3 separate regions of the Homo sapiens genome follow, and all the other regions are linked to region 1. Evidence: read pairs that join two places in POLR2A ChIA-PET (ENCODE). Cell type or tissue: MCF 10A. All regions are shown on one strand.

Region 1 (4,000 bases):
CAGATTCTGTATTCTTTTTTTGTCTGGGTTTCTGTTTTGAGAGCATGTTTGGTACTTGTGTTTCACTAAGACTGCTTTGTCCGCCTTCTTAAAGGGCTTAGTGCTGCCCTTGAACTCTAGCCTCAGATCTAGGACCCTGTTTCCTGTTTCCAGAGTTTCTTGATGTCTATCAGCCACCAGCCTGGCTAGACCTCTGAGTATTACCTACTCCTGATCACCAATCTCCAGGTTCTCCCTGTCCACTGGAACCACCATTTATCTTTCATTGAACCTCCCAGGCATTGAGCATTTGACTAGACTCCTTACTCATGCACCCACACTCTTCTCCAAGTAGGTCATAGTTCAAGTTATGCTTCTTTCCATTCCTTGACAATGGCACCACTCTTTAGCACCTGCTCAATTCTGGGAAGTGATTTCCATGTCCAAGTCTCAAATTAAGCCTTAACTTCAAATTTCAATTTTGACAAAAACTTTATTTAATTATTAATAAATTATTATTAAACTATTACTACTATATAACTAATTAATATTATATAATTATTAAACTAATTATTATTAAACTATTATTTAATTACTTAATTATTCCACCATTCTTCATTCTTCTACTTTTTCTTTTCTTTTTTTTGTCTGAGACAGGTTCCTGCCATCATGTTGCCCAGGCTAGTCTCAAAATCCTGGGCTCAAGTGATCTCCCACCTTGACCTCCTAAAGTGCCAGGATTACAGGTGAGCCACTGCAGCCAGTCTCCACTCTTTTTTGAGTTTATTTCTCAATATTTAATCTATTTTGGGAGAGTTTTTGTTGTTTTGTCTACTCTATATTGCTCTTAAGTGTCCTTAAAGTAAGAAATAAGTCACCTACTACCTGTCTCTGTCAAAAAATGTCCTATCATGATTGTTCCTCAAATGGAAAGGTTATACAATATTAATCTATTAAAAACTTGCTATGCCTGGGCACGGTGGCTCACGCCTGTAATCCCAGCACTTTCGGAGGCTGAGGCGGGCGGATCACAAGGTCCGGAGATCGAGACCATCCTGGCTAACACGGTGAAACCCCATCTCTACTAAAAATACAAAAAATTAGCCGGACGCGGTGGCGAGCGCCTGTAGTCCCAGCTACTCAGGAGGCTGAGGCAGGAGAATGGCTTGAACCCAGGAGGCAGAGCTTGCAGTGAGCCAAGATAGCGCCACTGCACTCCATCCTGGGTGACAGAGCGAGACTCTGTCTCAAAGAAACAAAAAAAAAAAAAAACAGAAAACAAAAAAAACTTGTTATTTGCCTGGGCACCTGGGGTACAAAGATAAATAAGACATACTCCTTGTCCTTAAGGAACTCACTCACTACACAATTACAATACAATATAAGTTCTACCAGGTGTGATGTGTAAGGAACTTTGGGAGGACAGAGGTGAGTTTGCCTTGCAGTGAAACAATCAGCAAGATTGTTAATGACAAATAAGATGTAGTCCTTGTCCTTAAGGAACTTACTCACTACACAATTACAATACAATATAATAAAAGTTCTACCAGTTGTGATGTGTAAGGAACTCTGGGAGGACAGAGGTGAGTTTGACTTACCTCCTTTGCAGTGAAATGATCAGTGGTTGCCTAACAGCCAATTTGAGCTAGTTCCTAAAGACTGAGTAAGAGTTTGCCATAGGGGGTACTATATGCCTAACAGAAGAAACAGGAAATGGAAAGGTACCCAGGCATGTCAGAGCATGGCCCATTCCACTGGAGGAAGCATGAATAACTTGGATGGCTCCAGTATAAGCAGCATTGAAATGGGAGGGGCAGGAAATATGGCTAGAGAGACAGGTTGAGGACCTCTGATGAAAGACCTTGTATGCTATGCTAAAAAGTTGGGACCTGATTCTACAGGTGATAGGACTGCTCCCTGACAGTTGAGCAATTCTTCAACTGCCTTATGGAATAATCTAGTCCTTCTTGACTGCCAAAAAATTTATTCACAGTGTTTTAAGAAAACAGTAGGAGTTCAGTGCTCTGAAAGTTACATAAGGCTGGTGTGATTCTTCCAGAAGGCAGGTGCCATGGTAAATAGCTCTACAAATATATTTTCCCACATTTTACACACAAATATTTTTCCTTGTTCTGTGGATACCTTGTAGAAAAATACACCTTAAAGTATAGCTTAGATCTCCCTGCTCTTCTATTTATTTACTTGTATTTGAATTTTATGGTGAGTATAAATTTTTTCTGGCAAAAGTCACCTTTGTGTGTGTGTGTGTGAGAGAGAGAGAGAGAGAGAGAGAAAGAGAGAGATTAGAAGAGCTTCCTGATTTAGGCCGGGCATGGTGGTTCACACCTGTAATCCCGGTACTTTGGGAGGCCGAGGTGGCCAGATCACTTGTGTTAAGGAGTTTGAGACCAGCCTGGCCAACATGGTGAAACCCTGTCTCTACTAAAAATACAAAAAAGAATTAGCCAGGCATGATGGTGGGCACCTGTAATCCCAGCTACTTGAGAGGCTAAGGCAGGAGAATCTCTTGAACACAGGAGGCAGAGGTTGCAGTGAGCTGAGATTGTGCCACTGCACTCCAGCCTGAGTGACAGAGCGAGACTCCATCTCAAAAAAAAAAAAAAAAAAAAAAAAGAAGAAGAGCTTCCTGATTTGTCAAAGTCCATTTTGTTTTTCTCAAAGCTGTTTTGATTATGCATGACTTCTTCCTTGACTTACTGTTAGGACAAGCTCTCAAAATTTCCTGGCAAAAGAGTAACAACTTTAATTATATCATATGGTTCTGGAAAAGGAATTATCTGTCAAGTAACCATGAAAATATTTTCAAAATTCTTTCTTTTCACAAATATTTTTCAACAGCTGTGCTCTAGAGAAGCATCAAAAAAAGTACTCCTGAGAATGGTTGATTTTCTGCTTTGTTTGTCCCTGTGCATCTTGCATCTTAGTGAAATGCAGCAGGACAGATCACTTCCTTTTTCAACATTTATTTAGCATTTACTGTGTATACACAGGCACTGGTGAGCTCCTGGAGCAGGGTGGGAGGTTTACAAAGAAAAAGGGTGATTCCTCCTTCTAGGGCCATTGTGATATCTATTAGTCACTTCCTCCTCTGGCCTATCAGCTTGTGGCTGCTTCACTCCTGTGGTCTTGGCCTTGCATTCTCCCTCAGAGGACAATGCTTGGGCCATGGAAGCCTGTTGCCAGGACTAACCCAGAGCAGAAAGTGCATGGGGGCACTTATATCCACCAAGGGAGGCTATAGCCAATGACAGATGGAAGGGACTTGATCTGAAATTACTTCTGTGTCTGGCTTCTCATTCTCTCACTTGCCTCCTCCACTCCCTTTCCAGTTTCTCTTGGGAGCACTGGGGGCAGTTTGCAACTTGAGACAGTAGCCATGTATATCACTCAGGTTCTCCAGAGAAACAGAATCAATGGGCTATATAGATAGATACATAGATAGACATAGATACATGTATGCATGTATACAGATACACAGTCAATTATTGTTACTCACAATTCATAGTAATTATGTTCTATTATGTTGCTGCGAATACTGAATTAGCAAATATTGAATAGTCGCTTGTATGAATAATAAGAAATACAATGGCAAATACAGGGTTGGATTCATAGAGTCTCTCTGTCCACAACATTGTCATCAATTAATCAAGATATAACCTTGCTTTATGTGTGTTTCTTCTTAAAGACACCTTACTTAATATAGTCATGCACTGATTAATGATGTTTCAGTCAACAACACACTGTCTATATGATGGTGGTACCATAAGATTATAATGGACCATATATAGAAAAGTGATATATGGCACTTGATATTGGCATTGCACATCAAATAGAGGAAATGATTAATATTCAGTAATGGTGCTGGGATGTTTGGTTTTCCATATGAAAAATTAATATAAATAAAAATGTGCCTGTGCCATCTAGGTTTGTGTAAGCACACTCTATGATGTTTGTAAAACAACAAAATATGATGCATTTATCAGAACATAGCTTTTCATTA
Region 2 (4,000 bases), 110 kb after region 1:
AAAGAAATCCACCACTGTCTACAGGAAGATTTTCTTGTGTGCTATATTGCACCTTCTTGCATCTTTCACCTTTTCTATATATTGAACCAGGAAGAAAAGATGGTATGAGGGTTGCGATTTTAGTATCTGTTATCTCTGCAGATGAAGCACTTGAAGACTTTTTCCCATCCTTCTGTTTTTCTCCATATCATTAGGCTAAAAGAATAAAAGCCATCTGTCTGCCTGAGACACAGAAGGGGCTACTGAAGGTTCACTAAATATGCATAAAAAAGGACAAGAGGGAAGAGGCAAAATATACCATGTTACCTAGATCATGTGCTGATTCACATCCCACTTTCTTTTAATTTTTGGACCCGTGGGTAGGATTTAATTTTATTGTTGCCTTAGAGAAGTCTAGTCTTGGGAGTTTCAAACTAGGAAAAGAGGAGTAATTGCCTGAAAGGTATTGTATTAATTTAGATCTAATTCTTAGGTATAATGGCCCAAAATAAAGATAGAGTGACTAGGATTTGTTTTGCTCCACTATGAACCTTGTGTTTTTTTCCTATTTCTCATTATTCTCACTAAGGGTAGAAACAGTTATAGTTTTCTTGTCCACCAGCAGTATCTCCACATTATGGACATAGAAGATGTTCAATAGCCATGTTTGGATTGAATGAATGAATGAATGAGTAATGATTCTCCATTGTGGGTGTAGACACACAGACTGGATCAATATCTACACAGGAATAAACAACAAAGGGGATACTTATCAACTAGGACTGCATAAGAACTGGGACTTTTAAGATTCAAAATGAATTTGAAGGCAACATTACCCGAAATGTGAAAGATTAACAAGAATTCTATGATAGCATCCATACAGTAAAATCATATGAAACCATTAGATCAGTATTCTCTCAAGGAAGACAAAGGCTAAACACAATGCTACATGATCTCAAGTTACTTTGCTCTACCAAGTGGCAGACTGCTGGCCTGAGTTTGCCAATGAAAGCTGTAGGAGTCAAGGGGAATGAATGGGATTGTTTTCCCTGGCTATTGTTTTTAAAAATCTTAAGAAACTGCAGAATAAGACTGAACCACTAATAAAGCGGTATCATTTACTATTAATTGTGAGAATATCTTTCAAGAGCTGCCATCTGGCTAATGGCTAACCTGTTTTTTAAAAATGCGAGAAGAGAGATCTTGGGAATTCACATCAGGAGTTGAGCAAATTTTACCTTTCACAGGAAAAAGCAATGACTGCACAGGCAGCAAACGTGGTATCGTTTAAATAAATTAGGTTGTGTCTTTCTAATCTGTGGAAATTCCTTGAAAGGATTGACTGAATATCTGTGGTTAGGAGCATCTAGTGCTTTACGTTTTTTGTGTGTGATCTTCCCATAAGGCTATGAACAACTGTTGCATTAAGTAATTTGAGGTATAATTTAATAATAGATAAAAGGTCCGATCTCGGATTCCAAAAACCAGCTGAGATGGGCAAATATGTAAAATGAGAGCACAGCATTCATCGAACAGTGAGTTGACTTTTAGAAACCTAGAGACAATTTAAAAATATATTTGTTAATAATTCAGAAGCAATACAAATAAATGGCACATGTTTGCCAACAACCAAAAGTTTGAAGGATTATGAGAAACTCTTGCAGGACTTAATTTAGCTCGGTAATGGAGTAAACACAATAGCAGATGATGCTCAGTGGAGAGTAGATAGAGGTAATATATAATGGAACAGTTTGGAGTTATGCATTTAATGAGCTCTGAATTAGCTCTACCCCTCAGGAAGAGAAATCCCAGCTAGTATCATAATAAACAGGGCAAGGAGGACAGTGAGTAAAAAAATGAAACCTAGGTAAATGAGTTACCCACAAAATTGACAAAACCAAAGAATGGAATTTATCAACTCAGAGAGCATTGTTATAAAGCTATTCTTGAACTGGCTTGTAGGTAAGCTTACATTGTAATGAGCTGTCTCTGGTACTTTGTAACTAAAACCTAGTTATGGCCGAATGCAATTCCAATACATCATTATTAAGAAAATTGTGAAATATTTCAAACACATTGGCAAGCACAAAAATAACAGACCTTCATGTATCTACTGCCCAACTTTATCAGACTCTAATATTTTGATGTCATATTTGCTTCAGCATCTATTTGTGTTATCATTTAAAAGAAGTCAAACATTAAAGGTACCTTGGAGGCCCCTGTGTAAACCTAGTAGGTTCCATTTTCTCCCTCCCTTCCTGCCTCCTTCCTTCTGTTCCTGAAGGAAATAATTATCACTAATTCAGTGTGTAACATTCTTATGCTTGTTTTATATTTTTTACTACATGTTTATATACTTGACTACATCACATAGTATTATTTTGCAAGTGTCTAAATGTTATGTAAATAGCATCCCACTCACACATCCTTTTGTATTAAGCTTTTTGGGCTCAACATTATGTTTTGCTCAGCACTGTGTTGTGTAGTTTATCTCCATTGATTTAGGCAGCTTGAGTTTATTCACTTTGACCCATCTACTCCATGTATAAATATATCACAATCTATTTGTCTGTGGTCTTTTGATGAACACTTTCAATTTATTACCATAATGGATATTCTTTTATATGTCTCCTTTTGCACATGTGTGTGTTTTTCTAGAGTACCTCTCTAGACTTAGGCACATTTTTAAACTTTGTCAAATGTGGCCAAATGCTTGCCATACTAGCTTTATCAATTTACTTTTCCCCACCATGGGATGAGAGTTCCCATTCCTCCATATCCTCTCAACACTTGTGTTTTAAACTTTTGCCAATCTGATAGATGTAAAACGGAATCTCTTGGTTTTCCTGTGTATTTTGCTGAAGTATTTTCTTTTCAGAAAAAAAAGAACTTTTTCTTAGAAAAAGCAAATACTAATTGCTATGTTAAAATATTTTTAATGATAAATTTTAACTGTACAACGTGGGAACATACCACCAGGGAATTTTTGTCTGCTATTTTTCCCCTTAATGAGACAGTAACTTTGACGAAAAATGGATCTGCGAAGAGAGAGGGAGAAGGCCAGTAACATGTTGTGGGATACAAAGCAAGCCACGGGTCACATAAATTGTCTCTTTGCGATTGGCAGAGGTCTTGGTAAGGAAATCTTTGGTTGAGGAAAAAAGTCAAGTCTGATGAGAAGATGGGGTTTTGCTACCTGTCAGCAGTGCTGCTGGAAAGAAAAGGTTGTGACACACATTTTCCACTGGTGGGCTGTCACAAGTATCATTTGTAAATAGATGGAATATGAATACCAAAGACCTAAATATTACACAAACTGTTGAGGAGTGATAGGATCTGGAACCAGACTTCGAGCATCCCGAGTGAATAGACCATCTGTTGAATTAAAGAAGTGACTAAGCTTCTGCCTTGATGAGGTCTATTTTTTTTCCATACAATGATCCCAGCAATAAATTTCACTGGCTTTTAGTTTTACACCATAGCACACAAAATTCACTGTGATAATAACTGAGTCAGATTTCCAAGTGAAAAGATAGTTGTTAGTAACATACCTCTATTGGGGTAATTACTAAAATTTGTTTTCTCCATTTCATTACTTTTAATGGGTTATCAAAATTATATTTTGATTTCCAAACATAATCTTCATTTTAAGTGCTTAATACTTGAACATGCTCATCTCCTTTTACAGGGGATTCTTCTACTTGGAACACTTGTGATGGATGGATGGCCCAGATTTTTTTTTTTTCCTGCATAAATGAGGAAACTGACTCAAGATACAGGGTTATGATTGCACAATAAATCATTTGCAAAGCTAGGATTAAGAGGATGCTTTTTGACTCTCGCTCCTGTCTGAACCTTCACTCACTAGAGTACTTCCTGAAAATTTTGCCAATATATAGTTCCGGGCAATAACTCATAAGTTAGCTCAGGTTACTAGAAGGGCAAAGATTTGGGGAAGAAGTTGAAAAGGGCATTTTCTCTGATTAACTCCTAACAACTTTACACTGTTTTCATTATCTTT
Region 3 (4,000 bases), 60 kb before region 1:
GTAGAGATGAGGTTTCACCGTGTTAACCGGGATGGTCTCGATCTCCTGACCTTGTGATCCACCTGCCTCAGCCTCCCAAAATGCTGGGATTACAGGCGTGAGCCACCACACCTGGCCAGAAATTGCCAGGTGCAATTTCCTGATGTTTCTCATTATTAATTCATTTATGTAGCCCTGCATTCATTTAACCATTTATTCATTTATTTAAAACATTTATTGTAAAAAATATATAACGTAAAATTTACCATCTTAACCGTTTATAAGTGTATAGTTCAGTAATGTTAAGCATGTTCACATTGTTGTACAATCTCCTGACCTTTTTCATCTTATAAAACTGAAATTCTATATGCATTGAAAAATAACTACCCATTTTCTCATCAACCAATCTCTGGAAACCACCATTCTACTTTCTGTTTCCATGAATTTGACTACTCTATATTCCTTAGATAGGTAGAATCATACAGTATTTGGCTTTTCGTGACTGACATCTCACTTTGCATAATGTTCTTAAGGCTCATCCATGTAGTAATGTGTCAGAACGGCCTTCTATTTTATGGCTAAATAATATTCCATTGTATGTATATACTATATTTTGCTTAGCCATTCATCTGTTGATGGACACGTGGGTTGTTTTCACCTCTTGGCTATTGTGAATAGTGCTGCTATAAATATGGGTGTACAAATATCTTTTCAACGCCCTACTTTCAATTCTTTTGTATATATACCTAGAAGTGAAATTGCTGGATCATATGGTAATTCTATTTTTAATTTAGGGGGACCTGCTATACTGTTTTCCATAGCAGTTGTACCATTTTATATCTGTACAAGGTTTCTAATTTTTCCACATCATCATCAACACTTTCTGTTTTTTTGTTTTGTTTTGTTTTGTTTTTTTGATAGTAGCCATCCTAATGGGTATGAGGTAATACCTCATTGTAGTTTTGATTTGCATTTTCCTAATAATTAGTAATGTTGAACATCTTTTCATATGCTTGTTGGCTATTTGTGTATCATCTTTGGTTATTCATCCATTTTTAAGTCATTCATTGTGTACCTGTTAAAGCCTTAGACTTTGAACTAATTGCTAGAGAAGCAAAGAATAACTTTCCTGACTTCAAGAAGTTTATTGCCACCTTGGGAAACCAACCTATAAACAAGTATCTGAAACAAAGTGATAAGTGCCCTGAGAAAGGTATGCACAAAATGCTTTCTGGTCATTCAACTTAACTTGTATCTGTAGTGTTTTATCCTTTGTAGTTTCTTAGTATGGTTGGTCACATACACCTTATTCCTTCAGAGATAATTTAGAAGTCTGCTCCTTCAGCAACTGATACCTACTTTTTATTATTCATTGGCTATTGCTGTTTAATTGAATTGCCTCAGGTTCCTGATTGACCATAGTAAAGTGGATAGACCTTTGAAATTTATTTCAGTCATTACACAACAGTTTGTGGCTTGTCATGATGCTAAGGACCTGACATACTGCCTAATTACCAACTTATTTTCTCTATAGGAGTTTCTTATCTTTGTAACAAATCTGGAAGGCCTGCTGGGCAGTGGCTCAGGCCTATAATCCCAGCACTTTGGGAAGGCCGAGGCGGATGAATCACCTGAGGTCAGGAGTTCGAGACCAGCCTGGCCAACATGATGAAACCCCGTCTCTACTAAAAATACAAAAAATTAGCCGGGCATGGTGGCGGGAGCCTGTAATCCCAGGTACTTGGGAGGCTGAGGCAGGCAAATTGCTTGAACCCAGGAGGCGGAGGTTGCAGTGAGCCGAGATCACACCGTTGCACTCCAGCCTGGGCAAAAAGAGCAAAACTCCATCTAAAAAAAAAAAAAAAATTTAGAAGGCCAATATTCTGTCTCTGAACAATTGCTCTGTACTTCCTGCAGTGAAATTACAGCTTCCACACCACACCGCATTGTTTTCTCTAGTTCTTTTAGATGTGGAGTCAGAAAGAGTTTGGAGAAGGAGGAAGATAGAGGGATATGAGAGGATTCTGTTACATGACAACTAGACCCAAGTCCCTATACTTACTAATGGTCACTGATTTTGTTTTTTTTGCTTTGTTTTGTTTTGTTTTAGGCAGATTCTCGCTCTGTCACCCAGGCTGGAAGGCTGGAGTTCAATGGTGTAATCTGGGCTCACTGCAGTCTCCACCTCTGGGGTTCAGGGAATTCTCCTGCCTCAGTTTCCCAAGTAGCTGGGATTACAGATGCGAGCCACCTCGCCTGGCTAATTTTTGTATTTTTAGTAGAGACAGGGTTTCACCATATTGGCCAGGCTGGTCTTGAACTCCTTGACTCAAGTGATCCACCGGCCTTGGCCTCCTAAAGTGCTGGGATTACAGGTGTGAGCCACCATGCCCCACCCTTGATTTATGTTTTTTAAAGTTTCCTTAAAATTTCAGGTTTACATGGAGCCAGACATTGTTCTTAAAAGTGTTAGCAATCAAACTACTTGGTCCAAACACAAACCTGATACCTTTATGCTATGATAATAGAAATCCACTAATGTTTTCTCAGGAAATTGCTAAAATAGTGGTAGAATCAGACTCATGTAAAATATTAACTAACAAGGATGCAGAACATATCTTGCCCTGAATATGATAAATGAGTCAATACAAACTCGTATTTAGCCACTAATCACTCATTTACCATTGACTTAATTCCTCGAGTTCCTTAGTTTTATGTATGTCAGTCTGTAGTAATTTGGTATTTATTAAAAAAAATCAATTTGTTGCTCCAGTCTTCTGGAATAGGTAAAAATGGCACATTTGCTCAAATATATAAAAATAGTTCCAGTTTTGGCCTGTCGTTTTACTTTCATCCTGAGACAACACCTTCTGAGGAGAATAATACAATCTTATTTCAATATTTTTTAAAAGCTGGAGAAGAATAGATATAAAAAGTCACTCCTGGTTATTAGTGGCAGTTGAATATGACTTCCACTCTAAAACTTGAACAAATTGTGACTTAAAATGTCTATTTGAGATATTTAGGAATTTGCTCTTCACTCTGTTTCCTGAGATATATATACTGAGGTTTTCTCTGTATATTACAGCAAATAAAACAGAATGTACTTAATAGAAATTGGAGCTTTTAATAAGTCAAATGTTCTTTAAAATAGGCAAATACCTTAAAAAGATAGAAATTTCCAAAATGAACCTAAGAAGAAACAGAAAATGTAAATAGCCCTATAATTATAGACAACCCATACCTAAAACTCTATACTAAAGCTACGAAACTTTGCTAAAGAAATAAAAATCTAAACAAAGAAAAATATTTGCCATAATAATTTGGAAGTCTCAATATTATTAAGATGGCAATTCTTTCCATGTTGATTTAATGCAATACCAATAAAAATCCTGGCAGGCTATTTTTAAAAGAAATTGATAAAATTTATTCTAAAAACTATATGAAAATGTAAGGAGCTCAGAATAGTCAAACAGTTTTGAAACTGGAGGTCTTATAGTACCTGATTTCAAGCCTTACTGTAAAGCTAGTCTCAACCCAGTTTGGAACAGATAGAGAAATTCAGAAATCATTGGATATACATGGTCCAACTGATTTTCAACAGAGATTCTAGGGTACTTCAATGGTGGTAAAACAATTTGATAAATGTATGGAAAAAAATGAACCTCAACTCTTACTCGATATTATACCAAAAACGAACTTGAAATGGACGTAAAAGTAAGAGCTAAACTATAAAATTTGTAGAAGAAAACAGGGAAAAATAAATATAAGATAAATAATTCTAACATTCATTGGGTTAGGCAAAGATTTTTCAAAAGGACAGAAAACACAAACCATAAAAGAAACGCAAGTTCGGCTGGGCACAGTGGCTCATGCCTGTAATCCCAGCACTTTAGGAGGCTGAGGTGGGCAGATCACGAGGTCAGGAGTTCGAGATCAGCCTGGCCAACACAGTGAAACCCTGTCTCTACTAAAAATACAAAAATTAGCTGGGCATGGTGGCACACACCTGTAGTCCCAG

The links. Peaks named below come from ENCODE experiments on the same cell type or tissue, not always from the same donor. Only the 100,000 strongest peaks of a DNase experiment are listed, where the experiment ranks them.
Region 2: POLR2A ChIA-PET joins it to region 1 with 5 read pairs; 3 of 35 experiments call an interaction of 5 or more read pairs at or near these places.
Region 3: POLR2A ChIA-PET joins it to region 1 with 5 read pairs; 3 of 35 experiments call an interaction of 5 or more read pairs at or near these places.

What each region holds. Positions count from the first base shown.
Region 1 is chr2:215,187,318-215,191,317 of GRCh38, reverse strand. No RefSeq gene overlaps it. Among named protein-coding and RNA genes, the nearest start is that of ABCA12, 51 kb to the right of the region's middle. In MCF 10A, no CTCF peak of the experiment used is centred here; a DNase peak (open chromatin) is centred at 1,767.
Region 2 is chr2:215,075,285-215,079,284 of GRCh38, reverse strand. The region is part of intron 2 of ABCA12 (ATP binding cassette subfamily A member 12); the gene reads left to right. Among named protein-coding and RNA genes, the nearest start is that of ABCA12, 61 kb to the left of the region's middle. In MCF 10A, no CTCF peak of the experiment used is centred here; no DNase peak of the experiment used is centred here.
Region 3 is chr2:215,247,119-215,251,118 of GRCh38, reverse strand. No RefSeq gene overlaps it. Among named protein-coding and RNA genes, the nearest start is that of LINC02862, 26 kb to the left of the region's middle. In MCF 10A, no CTCF peak of the experiment used is centred here; no DNase peak of the experiment used is centred here.